2 separate regions of the Homo sapiens genome follow, and region 2 is linked to region 1. The links are chromatin loops, found by intact Hi-C in ENCODE. Cell type or tissue: IMR-90. All regions are shown on one strand. Each heading gives the region's core, and the rest is flanking DNA. Links, peaks and the distances in the headings are about the cores only. Region 1 has its middle 320 kb from the start of KAZN-AS1. Region 2 overlaps KAZN (kazrin, periplakin interacting protein).

Region 1 (6,772 bases), core at 925-5,924:
ATTATATATATATACACACACACAACACACACATATTTTCACATGTGTACCACTGCATGTATGTGTGTAGGGGTATGTATGTACATATATGTACATATACACACATATATACATATGTATGTACATATATGTACATATACACACATATATACATATGTATGTACATACACACCCTTACACACACACACGCACTGGTACCCATGTGGCTTATATTTGAAAAAGGAATTTCAGACACTATAACCATCTATTTGTGCAGAAAACGTACCTTTATTTTGTCCTTTATTTTCTCCCCTTTTGTTTTTATCTCCTGGTTGAGTAGTTGTCCAACGCTACAATTTTTTGCATTGATTTACAAGTAAGTGTTGTGTAATGTACTTTGTGAAATTAATTTTTCTGTGCTATTAAAGTTAATAAAGATGCAATTTATGAAATAATCGTATTTAGGAGCTATCTCTCTGAACTGGTTACATTCTGTGGTTCAGTATTGGCTATGCATGTTCTTAGATAGTGCAAGAACTTGCCTGGGTTTCAGCCTTCCCCTGTGGTGCCTTTTCTCTTATTCTCGTACTCTGTTATCAAGCCATAAGTCCCTGTTGCATCTGCCCCATGCTGTGCCAGATACACGTCCACTGTGCTCCCATGGCGTGTGCCATCTGCCTCTGACCCACCTCTGCATCCTCTCCCTCGCCACATGTCTCTGTGCCCCAACACCAGCCACTGCCCGTCAAGAAATTAGTACCTCATCCTCATCAAGTAATTAAATCCCTCCATCCTTTGCAGTTTGGGGCACACCTGCTTTAGAAAAGCTTCATAGCTCCTTAGACCCATGGCTGGCTCTCTTTCCTTTAGGAGTCCTGGACCACCAACCCCTGTGCTATCTTACTCCGTTTCAAATGTCATCATTTACATTTTGTTTGTGGGAGAGTTTGAGAGCTCTTTAAGGATAGAGACTAGGCTGTCTCATCTTGGAGACCTCTCAATAAAGTGCTTTTTAATAGAATATGCTAAATAGTTACTAAATTAAATTCATTTGAACTAATTCCTTCCCTGTCTGCCTGATATGACAGGTAAGGAGATTCCTCTTGCTTCACTTCCTAAGACTTTAGATTCACTGTCCAAGAAAAGCCCTGAGACAATTGGGACATTCTTGTAGGGGAGTTCAAACTTGCCTTCTGAGTATTTGAGTCTAAGTCTGCTGAAAAAAAAACAAAAACAAAACTGACAATAGACAGTTTAACAGAAGAAAAGCCATAACCAATTTATTTGATCATAGTTTTACATGACACAAAAGTCTTCAGATTGAAGACCCAAAAGTAAAGGGAAGGCCACCTGGCTTTATGCTTAGGTTCAATGAAGAAGATTCTCTAGTAAACCAGGTAGAAATGCGATTGGACAAAAAGAAAAGATCTGAGCTGATGGTAATAGACTCAGTGGGAAATCCTAGCAAGGCCTGTCTGTTCAGATTCATCCTGGCCTCTCTGTGGTAGCATTTCTTCTTCCCAGGTATGGGGTAGGACCCTGCTGGAATGAGAATCTAAATTTCTTTATGGCCAGCTGTAACACGGAAAGGTGCGGTGAGGCTGGAGTCACATTTTTAGGTATTACGGGTGGCTTTGGGGAAAGGGGGTTTTGGTTTCTCTGACTTGCCTTGGGGAAGAGGGATTCTAGCTTTTATGGCTTGCCTTGGAGGAGAATGAGGAGTGAGAAACGGGAGGGCAGGAGAAGGTCAAAGGGATACTTTCCTTCTGATGCTGCTTCTGAGGCCTTTACTATCGTTTTTTTGAGCCCTAATATCCTCAAACGCTGTTGATGAGAATGGAAAATAGTTCAGCGATTCTGGAGGGCAATTTGGAAAGCTATATTAAGATTATAAATATTCACCCAAGCAATTCCTCACTTGGATACCTATCCCAAGGAAATGCCTTCAGGTAAGTCAAAAATTCAAGGACAAGGTTTTTCACTAGTGTGTTATTATTTGTGATTACAAAAGCCTAGGGAAAAATGCCTAATTATTGATTAATATGTAAATGTTTAAATTAACTACACAGTATCCACACAATAGACAACTGTTCAGCACCTTAAAAGAATTGAGTAGATCTTTATGTACTAATAGACAAAAATTTCCAAAAAATATATTGCAAATTTAAAAATTTTAGAAGTAATATGACAAGTTAATATCACTTATCATTTTAAAACCAACCCCACAAAATCTATATATTTCTATGTATCTGTATTTATGGAATCTTTCTATTTCCTAGTAGTGGAAGTGAATATCACATGGGAGAGAGGTTCTTTCTACACAATTCAGTGAGCACAGTGACAGCTGGACACAGTCAACATTTATTTCTAAAATCCCTTAGAAAAGAGGCACTTCAGGGTTGGACATTCCATCTTTACTAGGTGGAATGCAGCTCTGTTTCCTGCTGTGTTGGAGCAGATTAATGTTTCTGCAAGTACCAGATGAAGATGGCAGCCTGCATTTGGGGGCCGCAATGTTCAAATAAAAAGAAATTTGTGTCTTTAGGATGCTCACCCCATTCAAGGCCCTCTGAAGCTGAGACCAAATAGTGTTTCCCAACAGGTATCTAAGAATGTAGGGCAGGACAATTCTATGCTGGGCAACACTGTGCAGGATGAATGTTTAGCATCCCTGCCTCTCTGGCCCTGGGTGTGTACCATCACCATTCCCTTCCGTGAACAATGAAATAGTCTTCCAAATATTTCTAAATGTCCCTAGGGGGCAGTATTTCCCTTGGCTGAGAACCACTGGGAGAGCCACATGGCCCATTTCATTCTCACTCTCATCTAGGTATATGCCGTGGAGAGGAATCACCTGTTCTAGTTATTTAAATAGGTTTTCTTCTTACTTTATTCTTTCTTTCTGAGCCTGTATAGGCTGAATTCACATACGTTGCATAAGCAGGTGTTATCCTACTATATCAGTTATCTGTTGCTATATAACAAACCATCTACTACATAGTGGCATGAAAAAACACCCATTTTATTGTGCTCACAGATTCTACAGATCAAGAGCTCAGACAGGATGCAGTGGATTTCTCTACTCCACAATGTCTGGGGATCCAGGTTGGAAGACATGAAAGGCTTAAGGTTGACTCAAATGGCAGGGGGCTGGAATCATCTGGAGGCTTCTTCACATACATGTCTGTTCCCTGAACTAGGAAAACTCAAAGGCTAGATTCAGGTGGGAGTGTCAACTGAGGCCACATGGCTTCTTCATGTGGCTTGGGATTCCTCACAAGATTGCAGCCTCAAACTTCTTACACGGTTTCTCAGGGTTCCCAGGGTGAATGTTCCAGCAAACAAACAGAAGCTTCATGGTCTCTTATGACCTAGCCTTGAAAATCATGTTACTTATGCTACTCTACTGTCAAAGCAAGCATAAGACCACCTAGATTCAGAAGGATGGGACATAGACTCCGTCCTGTAATGGCAAGAGCATCAAATAATTTATAGTCATGCTTTAAAATCACCAAATCTCCTATGCATAGGAGAGAGTTCTGAAAGGATGCATATCAATCTGTTGAGTCAATGAAATTGCTTCTTATAGGCTAAAAATGGTAGAATAGTAGCAATTTCATATGGCTCAGTCTACTACTAATAACAGTGTTTATATCTGATAGAAAAGATTGGAATAAGAAGGCAATAATCAAGGGGTAATTTCACTTTATCTGTGTTATTTTTATAATAATTATATATTCACATATTATTTACATAATTTTTTTAAAAGATGAAGTTGCCTTCATCATAGAAACAGTCCCATAAAAGTGGATTCAGAGAGAGGCAGGACATTTTGACCTGCAACCAGGGGTATAAAGGGTAATAATTACTCTGGATTCACAACGAATGTGTCAGAAAATACCACCTCTTTCAACTGATGCTACAGCTACTCACTGAGCACCTCCCGGGGGCTTAAGAGTGAGCCAGATGCCCTGGAGGATACACTGATGTTTAGGAAAAGGTGCAGGTGCCTGCCTTCCATGGCTCACCACCTGCTGACAAAACCCGAACCTGCTTAAGTTTCTTGGAGGCATGATCGACAATGATAGGTTCTGTAGTCAGAGCATGAAGGAGAATGGTGACAATATCTCAAGTGATCAGGAGAATTGACATTTATTGAGCACTTACTACGTGCCAGGCACTGTTGGAATTCTTTATTTCTCAGAACAACCCTCAGAATATAGGAGAGGGCACTTGAGTTCCAGTTTATTGGAGAAGGCTTCAAGAAGGAGGCAGGATTTAAGCTGAGACTTATGAGCTGAGGTTCTCAGACTCTGGAGATCATTGCCTGGGGAGTTTGTTCAAAACTTGAGTGAATCCCCAGGCCTACTTCAACGCTCCTTAAAACGGTAACAGGGAGCATCTGTATTTTAATGGAGATTCTGTTGTGCATCACAGTTGAACTACCTCTACCTTAAAGAATGTTTCTCAGAAGCTCACCCAGGGCTTTCACAAACATGGAGCCCAGGCTTTTCTCACGGAGATTCAGATTCAGTGGTTAAGGTGGAGCCTAGGAATCTGTGCCTTTACTGAAAGTCCAGGTGATGCTTTTGGTCAGGCAAAATGCCATTGTAGAGGATAGTGAGAGTTTGACCTTTAGAGGTGTAGGGGAAGAGAGATCCTGCTAGGGGGGCAAGTTTTGTAAAGGTGGAAGTTGGAAAGTATAGATTGACTTGAGTCTGTGTTGAGTGCTATAGAGGCTAGGTTGGAGAAAGACATAGGAAGAAGGGAAACTAGTTGGGAGCCCATTGCCATAGTCCAGGGAACTTAGATAGGAAGCTATTGCCATAGTCCAGAGAACCTAGATAGAAAACTATTGCAATAGTCCAGGTGAGAAGTCACACTGGCCTCATGCTCCCTGTAGCCTAAAGCATATGTCACAAAGTGAAAAGGCCATTGGAAAGGCCTGCCTTTTCCCCACTCCCTGCTTGCCTGGAATGTTAGTGTGATGGCTGGAGCTACAGTAGCCACACTGGACCATAGAGTGACCTTTAATATGGATGGCGGAAATGAGAGACACAAGGAAATTTGATTGCTCTGGTTCAAAGGATTTCTATCTACCTGAAAGGCATTGTATTCGTAGTCAGTAATGAAAGTAGACAACAGCCTGCAATTACAGAATAATGTATGTGAGGGGTGTGTGTGTGTATGTGTGTGTTGTTGGGAAGGGAACATTCACCAGTGAATATCTGGTTTGTTCTTTATCTTGTGAATTGAACCTGTTATAGAATACTTCACTGCCTCTCATATTCATTTAGTTAGCTCAATCTGGCTCTCAGATATGCTTAACTTGACTAGCTTTTATCTTAATATTCAGAAAAATTCAGTTAAACTACTTGAAACCATCAGTAAATTCAGGGAAAGAAGTTGAATCAGTTCCCCAGATGAGCCCAGAGCTCACCTTCCTTGTATCTTCTTGGACATAAAAGTGCTGTCTTTGGGAATATTAGCATGCCATGATAGTGTCAGTAGTAACAGCAAAAATAAAAATAAATATGCCAAGCCATTTGGAGAGTTATCTCATTGAATCTTCACCACAACCTTGGAAGGTAGGATTTTTTTTTTTTATTATCTCCATTTTACCGAAGAGGAAACAGGTTCAAAGGTGTGGAGTCACTCGCCCAAGTCCTCCCAGCCAGCAAAGGGCTGGAGCTCTTCCCCTTGCCTTGTGCTGCCTCAGTCATCTGTGAAGCTCTTTCATCAGCTTCCTCACCTTCTGACTCAAGTGTCTTCTATACTTTAGCATCTTATATTCAGAGAACCAGTGTCCATTAATGCAGACCAGTCCTGGAACTAAGAAGGTGGGGATGTGGTTAGCTTGAGGGCATCTGCCACTGAAAGCCTCTTCCAAACAAAGCAGGGTTTTTTTGCCCTATGGTCAAGTAGATGATTAAATGGGTTTTATTTTGCCAGTGGTGGATGAGAGTTGAATTAACCTATGCAGCTATAGTATGCTCCTTTATGCTGGAGCTCTGTTTGCAACAGAAGGCAAACAGCAAGTGACAATTGCAACATTATGTAAATGACTGCATGAAAAGGGGTTGCTGTGGGCAACCAGGGTGTTTGAGGAATTGCCTCCATTCTTCTTATATTTCTGCCTCTGGCTCCCCTTCAAAATGCCCTCCAGCATCCCTCTGCCCAGACTGCATTACCCTTGGTTTCTCCTTTTACCAGATTTGCTCCTTCATTATTGCTGTAGGGTTGGGGCCATTTGGACTTCCCTGAGTAGCTCCACTGGAGACCATGCCTTTAAGTTATTACAAACATCTCATGCATTCCAACCCTGTGTGGCTGCCCTGGGACTCTTCAGCTCTTCATTACCCAAGGCATTCCTTTGATTTACTTCAATTTATAGTTTTCTCATGTATGCCTTCTGCTTCCACCCTCCCTGGGGAACAGATGGGGCCCATGTTGGCACCCACACACATGGAATTCAGAGGCCAGGGAGGGGAGAATTTCACATCTGCCCATTAGCCCTTCCTGTTAGGGCTTTTACCATCTTCTCTTAGGTCAGGGTTTAGGGTTTGGAGCCTGGGCTAAGGCTTGGTGGGGAGAAAGGAGGCAGCCTCCTATCTTTGTTCAGTGTTCTACTTAGTTTGATTGGGTAGCCTCTCCTGGACAACTCTGCCAGGAAAGGTGGCATGAAATATACCCCATGTGAAGTTTGACAAATGGAGGGGAATAAGGAATCAGGGCCCTTTGCTAGATAACTGGAGCTTTAATCTCAGGATGGCACTCAATCATTAGCTTCTGG
Region 2 (6,772 bases), core at 689-5,688, 950 kb after region 1:
CTGGGGCAAGCGGCTGAGGACTGTGCTGCATTCAGGACACAGCAACTGTTTCTCTCACAGGCTGTGACCCTGTGGAGTGGTGGCCGGACCTTGTGGCAGTCCAGACAATTGGGGTCGCTGGTGCCTCCTTACTGTTGACCCTGTTTCCCTGTGATGAACACAATTGACCAAACAGAACAAAGCCCCAGAACAACTATTGCACCCTAACTTCTGTCAGACTGTGTTAAGTATTTCCCGCACGTGAAGTCATTCAATCTTTAGAATTCTTTGAAACAAGTAGGATTGACTCCTGCCCCATTTTACATAAGGGGAACCCAGACTCGATGAGGTAGAATGACTTCCCCAAAGCAGTCATTTGCCAACTTACTCATTCATGCAGCAAAAAAAGGGTTTAATGAGTGTCTACTGGGTTCGTCTCTGTTCCAGTCTTCCAGCTAGTTTGTGGCAGAGCTGGAGTTCGTGCCCACGGCTTTCCCACCACAGAGCCAGAGCTCCTGGCCACATGTCATGGGGCCTCCCCACTTCTTTTTTTTTTTTTTTTTTTTTTTTTTTTGAGACAGAGTCTCGCTCTGTCGCCCAGGCTGGAGTGCAGTGGTGCGATCTCGGCTCACTGCAAGCTCCACCTCCCAGGTTCTGCCATTCTCCTGCCTCAGCCTCCCGAGTAGCTGGGACTACAGGTGCCCGCCACCATGCCTGGCTAATTTTTTTGTGTTTTTAGTAGAGACGGGGTTTCACCATGTTAGCCAGGATGGTCTCAATCTCCTGACCTCGTGACCCCACTTCTTTTTCCATCTAGGAGTTAGGCCCCCTCTAGGCATCCCTGGGCCAGGAGGAGCCTGGCTGTAACACCCACGGTGCTCTCTCCCTCTCCCACCCACAGGAGAGCGAGGATGCGGTCAAAGCGCTGGCCAAGGAGAAGGACCTGCTGGAGCGTGAGAAGTGGGAGCTGCGGCGCCAAGCCAAGGAGGCCACAGACCACGCCACGGCACTGCGCTCCCAGCTGGACCTCAAGGACAACCGGATGAAGGAGCTGGAGGCCGAGCTGGCCATGGTGAGAACCCTCCCCACCCAGGTGGGCCTGGCATCTGCTAGCAGTGCCGTGCTGGGAGCCGGGACGTCTGGCACCGACTCACATCGGAGACCTAGGGTGGGGTGGGTGGGGCAGAGCAGAACACAAGCAGGGGGCAGGGCCCGCCGCGGGAGGGGGCTTTCTGCAATGCATCATAAGTTTCCCTCCAAGACCATGCCCCCAGAGACTGGGCCAGCCTTTTATCCACCTGCCTTGGGCCCAGGGAGTGTGGAGACGCTGGGAAACCACTCACTCCTCCACACACCCCAGCCTACTATTAGGAAAAAAAGGCCTAGTGCAGTGGCTCATGCCTGTAATCCCAGCAGTTTAGGAGACCAGGGCAGGTGGATCGTATTTGAGCCCAGCAGCTTGAGACCAGCCTGGGCAACATGGCAAAACCCTATCTCTACCAAAAAATTAGCCAGGCCTGGTACATGCCTGTAGTCCCAACTAGACCGGTGGCTGAGGCAAAAGGATTGCCTGAGCCCTGGAGGTAAGGCTGCAGTGAGCCACTGCACCCCAGCCTGGGCGACAGTGAGACCCTGTCTCAAACAAAAAAAAAAAAAGGAAAGGAAAAAAAATTTTTTTTGTTTAAAATATACATATTTGCTTAGGAAAATATTTGGGAGGAAATACATGGAAATATTAATGTTCATTCTCTCAGAGTGGTAGCAACTTTTATTTATTTCTTTGTTTGTTTATTGGCCTCTTTTCAAATGTCTTTGCAGCAAAAATGTCTTACTTGGGTCATTAAGGAAACAAATAATTTTTTCCTAACCCAAACCAAACCCTCAAAATACTTCCAGACACTTTGTTTTCCCAGGAGATGCGTACCCTTTGTGTGTGGGGACAGAGGGTCCGGGTCGGGAGAGAGAGCCCTGGAGGTCTGTTCTGCCTGCTCCTGTGTGACCTTGGGCTGCCCACTCAACTGTTCTGGGCTTCAGTGCCTTTTACTTGTTACTGGGCTGGGAGTGGAGTCTTAATCCCACCCTACCTTCCCCACAGGGTGGCTGGGCAGATCCAGGGAGCTTGTGGCTAGAGTAGGGGAAGGGGGAGGACGTAAGTCTTAGAGGATTTGTCGTCCTGCAGAGTGCTGATGCCAGCTAACGGTGTGGTTACAGCCATGTGATCTGGGTTCGAATCCAGCCCCAGGTGCTTCCCAGCTGTGTGACTTTGGGCAGGAGCCTTCACCTCTCTGGACTCCATATCCATCAACTCAAAACAGAGATAATGGCATATGTAGTTGACCCTTAAACAACGCAGGGCTTAGGGGTGCCGATCCCCTGCGCAGCTAAATCCATGTATAACTTTTGACTCCCCTAGAAGATAACTTCTAGTAGCCCACTGTTAACCAGAAGCCTTACTAAGAACAGTCAGCGAGCACATCTTTTGTGTGTTCACTGTGTCGTGTACTGTCTTTGTATTAGTTCATTCCTACACTGCTATAAAGAAATAGCTGAGACTGGGTAATTTATAAAGGAAAGAGGTTTAATTGACTCACAGTTCCGAATGGCTGGGGATGCCTCAGAAACTCATAATCATGGCGGAAGGCAAAGGAGAAACAAGGCACCTTCTTTACAGGATGGCAGGAGGGAGAATGAATGCAGAGGAACTACCACACGCTTATGAACCATCAGATCTCGTTAGCATTCTATCACTATCACGAGAACAGCATAGGGGAAACCAGCGCCATTATCCACTTACCTCCACCTGGTCCTTCCCTTGACACGTGGGGATTACAATTCGAGATGAGATTTGGCTGGGGACCCAGAGCCAACCATATCAGTATTCTTTGAATAAAGTAAGCTAGAGCAAAGAAAATGTTATTAAGAGAATCAGGCCGGACGTGGTGGCTCATGCCTGTAATCGCAGCACTTTGGGAGACCGAGGAGGGTGGATCACCTGAGGTCAGGAGTTCGAGACCAGCCTGGCTAACACGGTGTAACCTTGTCTCTACTAAAAATACAAAAATTAGCCAGACATGGCGGTGGATGCCTGTAATCCCAGTTACTCGGGAGGCTGAGACAGGAGAATCGTTTGAACCCGGGAGGCGGAGGTTGCAGTGAGCCAAGGTCAAGCCGCTGCACTCCAGCCTGGGCAACAGAGCAAGACTCCGTCTCAAAAAAAAAAGAGAATCATAAGGAAGAGAAAATATATTTGCTATTAATTAAGTGGAAGAAGAGGATCATCATCAAGGTCTTCATCCTCGTTGTCTTCACGCTGAGTGGCTGAGGAGGAGGAGGGAGAGGAAGGATTGGCTTTGCTGTCTCGGGGTGACGGAGGTAGAAGAAAATCCGCCGATAATCAGACCCACGCACCCATGCCGTCCAAACCCACGTTGTTCAAGAGTGGACTGTGCTTTGTGGGGCTCTTGTGAGGATTTCCAAGAAATAAAGCAGGAGAAGCATTTGGCACCGGGCCTGGATTCCTGGACGTGGTAAAACCACGGCAGGATGGTTTACTAAGGGCCAGGCCCCAGGACAGGCCGGGGCAGGATCCGTGGGCCTAGCCTAGGTCTCCTTGTCCAATGCTGACCCCTAGTGGTGAGAACTGCTGGGCAGGAAAAAGCTGCGGCTGCAGGGACTTCTGGGGTCCAGGGGGTTCCCACCAGTGGGGTTGATAATACTGGAGGCCCTGCTGCTGCGTGCAGCCCAGAAAGAAACCTTTGAACTTGCAGGCCAGGAAAAGGCCCCTGTTCTCCCAGGTCTTTCTCATGCCTTGTGGACAGACAGATATGTCTTCCTTCCTTGGAGTCCTGGCCTTAGGCATCCGAGGACTCCCTGGGTCTTTCTGGCCTAGAAACCAGCTCACCCTGGCTTCCACTCCCACTGCGTCTGGACACTCAGCCTGTTTCCGCTCTGGCCAAGAAAACTCAGCTTCTGGCCTCCTTCTGGCAGGCATCAGATGCATCTGCCCGTGTGAATGTTGGCAACTCAGGTTGATTGGTTTATGTTCATGTTAACAGCACATGCAGTGTCTACCCAGGGCTTGGAGGCAGAGAGAAGGGGCTTCACGAGGAGCTGTGATGACCCCAGTCTTGTTGGGGTGTCCACCTGACTGCAGGTTCCCTCCATTGCCCGCCATGCCTAAAGTTTCACCGCCAGGCTGTGTTGCCTGCAGGCCCAGCTCCCCCACTGCACAGCTGACCCTTCCTCGGGGGGTGCCTTAAGTCCTGGGTTGCAAGCAACAGAAAGCAGCTCTGCTCTGCCAGTGGAAGCATAGAGGGTGGGTTGGAAGGAAGTCAGGGTCCACACGTGCAGTGGGGAGGTGGAGGGCGCAGCTTAGCAATGGCAGAAGCCACGGCAGCTGCAGGCCGGGCGTGGTGTCTCGTGCCTGTAATCTTTTGGCTTTGGGAGGCCAAAGCGGGCAGATGACTTGAGGTCAGGAGTTTGAGACCACCCTGGCCAACATGGCGAAACCCTGATTCAACTGAAAATACAAAAATCAGCTAGATGTGGTGGCACGCAGCTGTAATCCCAGCTCCTCGGGAGGCTGAGGCAGGACAATCGCTTGAACCCAGAAGGCAGAGGTTGCACTGAGCCAAAATCGCACCACTGCACTCCAGCCTGGGCAACAGAGCGAAACCCCATCTCAAAAAAAAAAGAAGCCCCCCAGCTGCGGAGGTGGGGAGCCAGGCCCGGGGGGATGGTGCACTCAGCAGCCCCTGCAGCTGGGGGACGAACATGTCCCTTTTGTCTTCTGATGAAATCTTACCTCTGTGAGGTCCATGCAGTGTGCCCTGTGGCCCATCTTGGGCCACTTACTTGCCCCTTACCCAGGGGTCCTGGCTGTAGCTGCTGGTGCTGGGCGGTTTCTTAAGTGACCCTGAGGTGCTGCCACAGAGGTGGCAAAGCTCACACCTGCCAGTGACACTGAGGCCACTGGGAAAGCAGGTATTGGGGAAAGAGCCCAGGCTGGTGCCAAGTGAGGGGTGAGCAGCCCCTCAGGATCCAGGCATCGTCCCTCCCCCCATGTCCTGAGGAGCCAACTCTGGGCCGCCCCACACACCCTCTTCGCTGCTTCACTTGGGGAAAAGCCAAAAAGACATTTGCTTCTGCAGACGTTTCCCAAGAAGCAAAGCCCTCTATTGGCATTTAGCAATGAAGGTGGGCACCCTGAGGCCTGCCCAGCCATCCACCCTTGCTGGGGGCATTTCCTGTTAAATCCTGATTGAACCAGGCATTACCACCCACACAGCAACTTCTCTGTAACCACACTGGCCCCAAGGGACCGCATGTGTGTGTATGTGTGTGTGTGTGTGTATGTGTAAAATATTGTTTATCAACTTAGAATGTCAAGGCCCGAGCCCACATGAGCCTACCGTTGCCCCCGCAGGAGCCTCCCCTCCATGGCCAGAGCCAGCGTTGATCCTTGGTTGTTGGTCCTGGGTCGTTGATCCTTGGTCGTTGGTCCTGGGTCGTCGGTCCTGGGTCGCTGGTCCTGGGTCGTCGGTCCTGGGTCGTCGGTCCTGGGTCGTCGGTCCTGGGTCGCTGGTCCTGGGTCGTTGGTCCTGGGTCGTTGATCCTTGGTCGTTGGTCCTGGGTCGTTGGTCATGGGTCGTCGATCCTGGGTCGTCGATCCTGGGTCGTCGATCCTGGGTCGTTGATCCTTGGTCATTGGTCCTGAGTCGTTGGTCCTGGGTTGTTGGTGCTGGGTCGTTGGTCCTGGGTCGTTGGTCCTTGGTCGTTGGTCCTGGGTCGTTGGTCCTGGGTCGTTGGTCCTGGGTCGTTGGTCATGCCGTTCAGTGGTTTTTAGCATGCTGACAACATTGTGCAGCCACCACTGCTGTCTAATTCCAGAACAGTTGCATCTCCCCAAGAAGCACCCCGTCTTCATGCGCAGTCACTCCAGTGAGGTCTGTATTCTTACGGTTTCGGAGCTGGAGATCAGGCGATCCTGTACTCCATGGGGTGACGGCTTTGCCGGGAGGCTTTTGACGGGAGTCCAGCCATGGCCTGAAGGAGGCAGCTCCCTTACCAGCCTTCCCTCAGTCCACAGGCCTTTCCCACCAGCCTCCCTAGTCACATGTGGGGCTGGGAGACAGGGCTGCCTGCTCCTGAGACCATGGGCATCCCCCACACACTGGTCCTGTCCCTGGGAGCCCGGCTCACACGGACCTCGCTGCTGACGAGCGCGGCTTCTCCAGCACGGGAAATGCTCTTCAGTTTACGGTGCTCTCTGTAAACAAGGGCACCATAGACGTTTGGGGCCACATAACAGTGGTGGGGCTGCCCTGTGCTCTGTAGGGTGTGTGGCAGCTTCCCTGGCCTCCACCCACCAGATGCCAGCAGCACCCCCTCCACCCCAGCCCCCCAGTGTCACAGCAGTAGACTCCAGACATGGCCAGATGTCCCCTGGAGTGCAGAATCACCCCAGACTGGAAGCACCCCTCCATCAAGTAGGACATTTTGCAAGAATCAGACGTTCCTATCTGTCTGGGCCTGGGCTGTTTGAGTCTAGCAGAGTCCCAGTTTGGGTCCTGTTATTTTCTGTCTGTGTGACCCTTGACAAGGGACTTAACCTTTCTGAGCCTCAGTTTCCTCCTGTATAAAATCAGAACTATAGGCCAGGTGTGGTGGCACACACCTGTAATCCCAGCACTTTGGGGAGGCCGAGGCAGGTGGATCACCTGAGGTCAGGAGTTCAAGACTAGGTTGGCCAACATGGTGAAACCCGTCTCTACTAAAAATACAAAAATTAGCC

Evidence for each region. Peaks named below come from ENCODE experiments on the same cell type or tissue, not always from the same donor. Only the 100,000 strongest peaks of a DNase experiment are listed, where the experiment ranks them.
Region 2: it touches region 1 in a loop (31-fold over the local background); 7 of 110 quality-filtered maps call a loop at or near these places.

What each region holds. Positions count from the first base shown.
Region 1 is chr1:14,092,459-14,099,230 of GRCh38, forward strand. It overlaps a transcript of KAZN not described here. Among named protein-coding and RNA genes, the nearest start is that of KAZN-AS1, 320 kb to the right of the region's middle. In IMR-90, for the core only: no CTCF peak of the experiment used is centred there; no DNase peak of the experiment used is centred there.
Region 2 is chr1:15,043,109-15,049,880 of GRCh38, forward strand. It overlaps KAZN (kazrin, periplakin interacting protein), which reads left to right. Exons shown (of 15, transcript NM_201628.3): 4 at 881-1,051. Among named protein-coding and RNA genes, the nearest start is that of TMEM51-AS1, 110 kb to the right of the region's middle. RefSeq lists an enhancer at 3,503-3,732. In IMR-90, for the core only: a CTCF peak has its summit at 3,607 (motif pointing left); a DNase peak (open chromatin) is centred at 3,563; H3K27ac peaks cover 266 bases.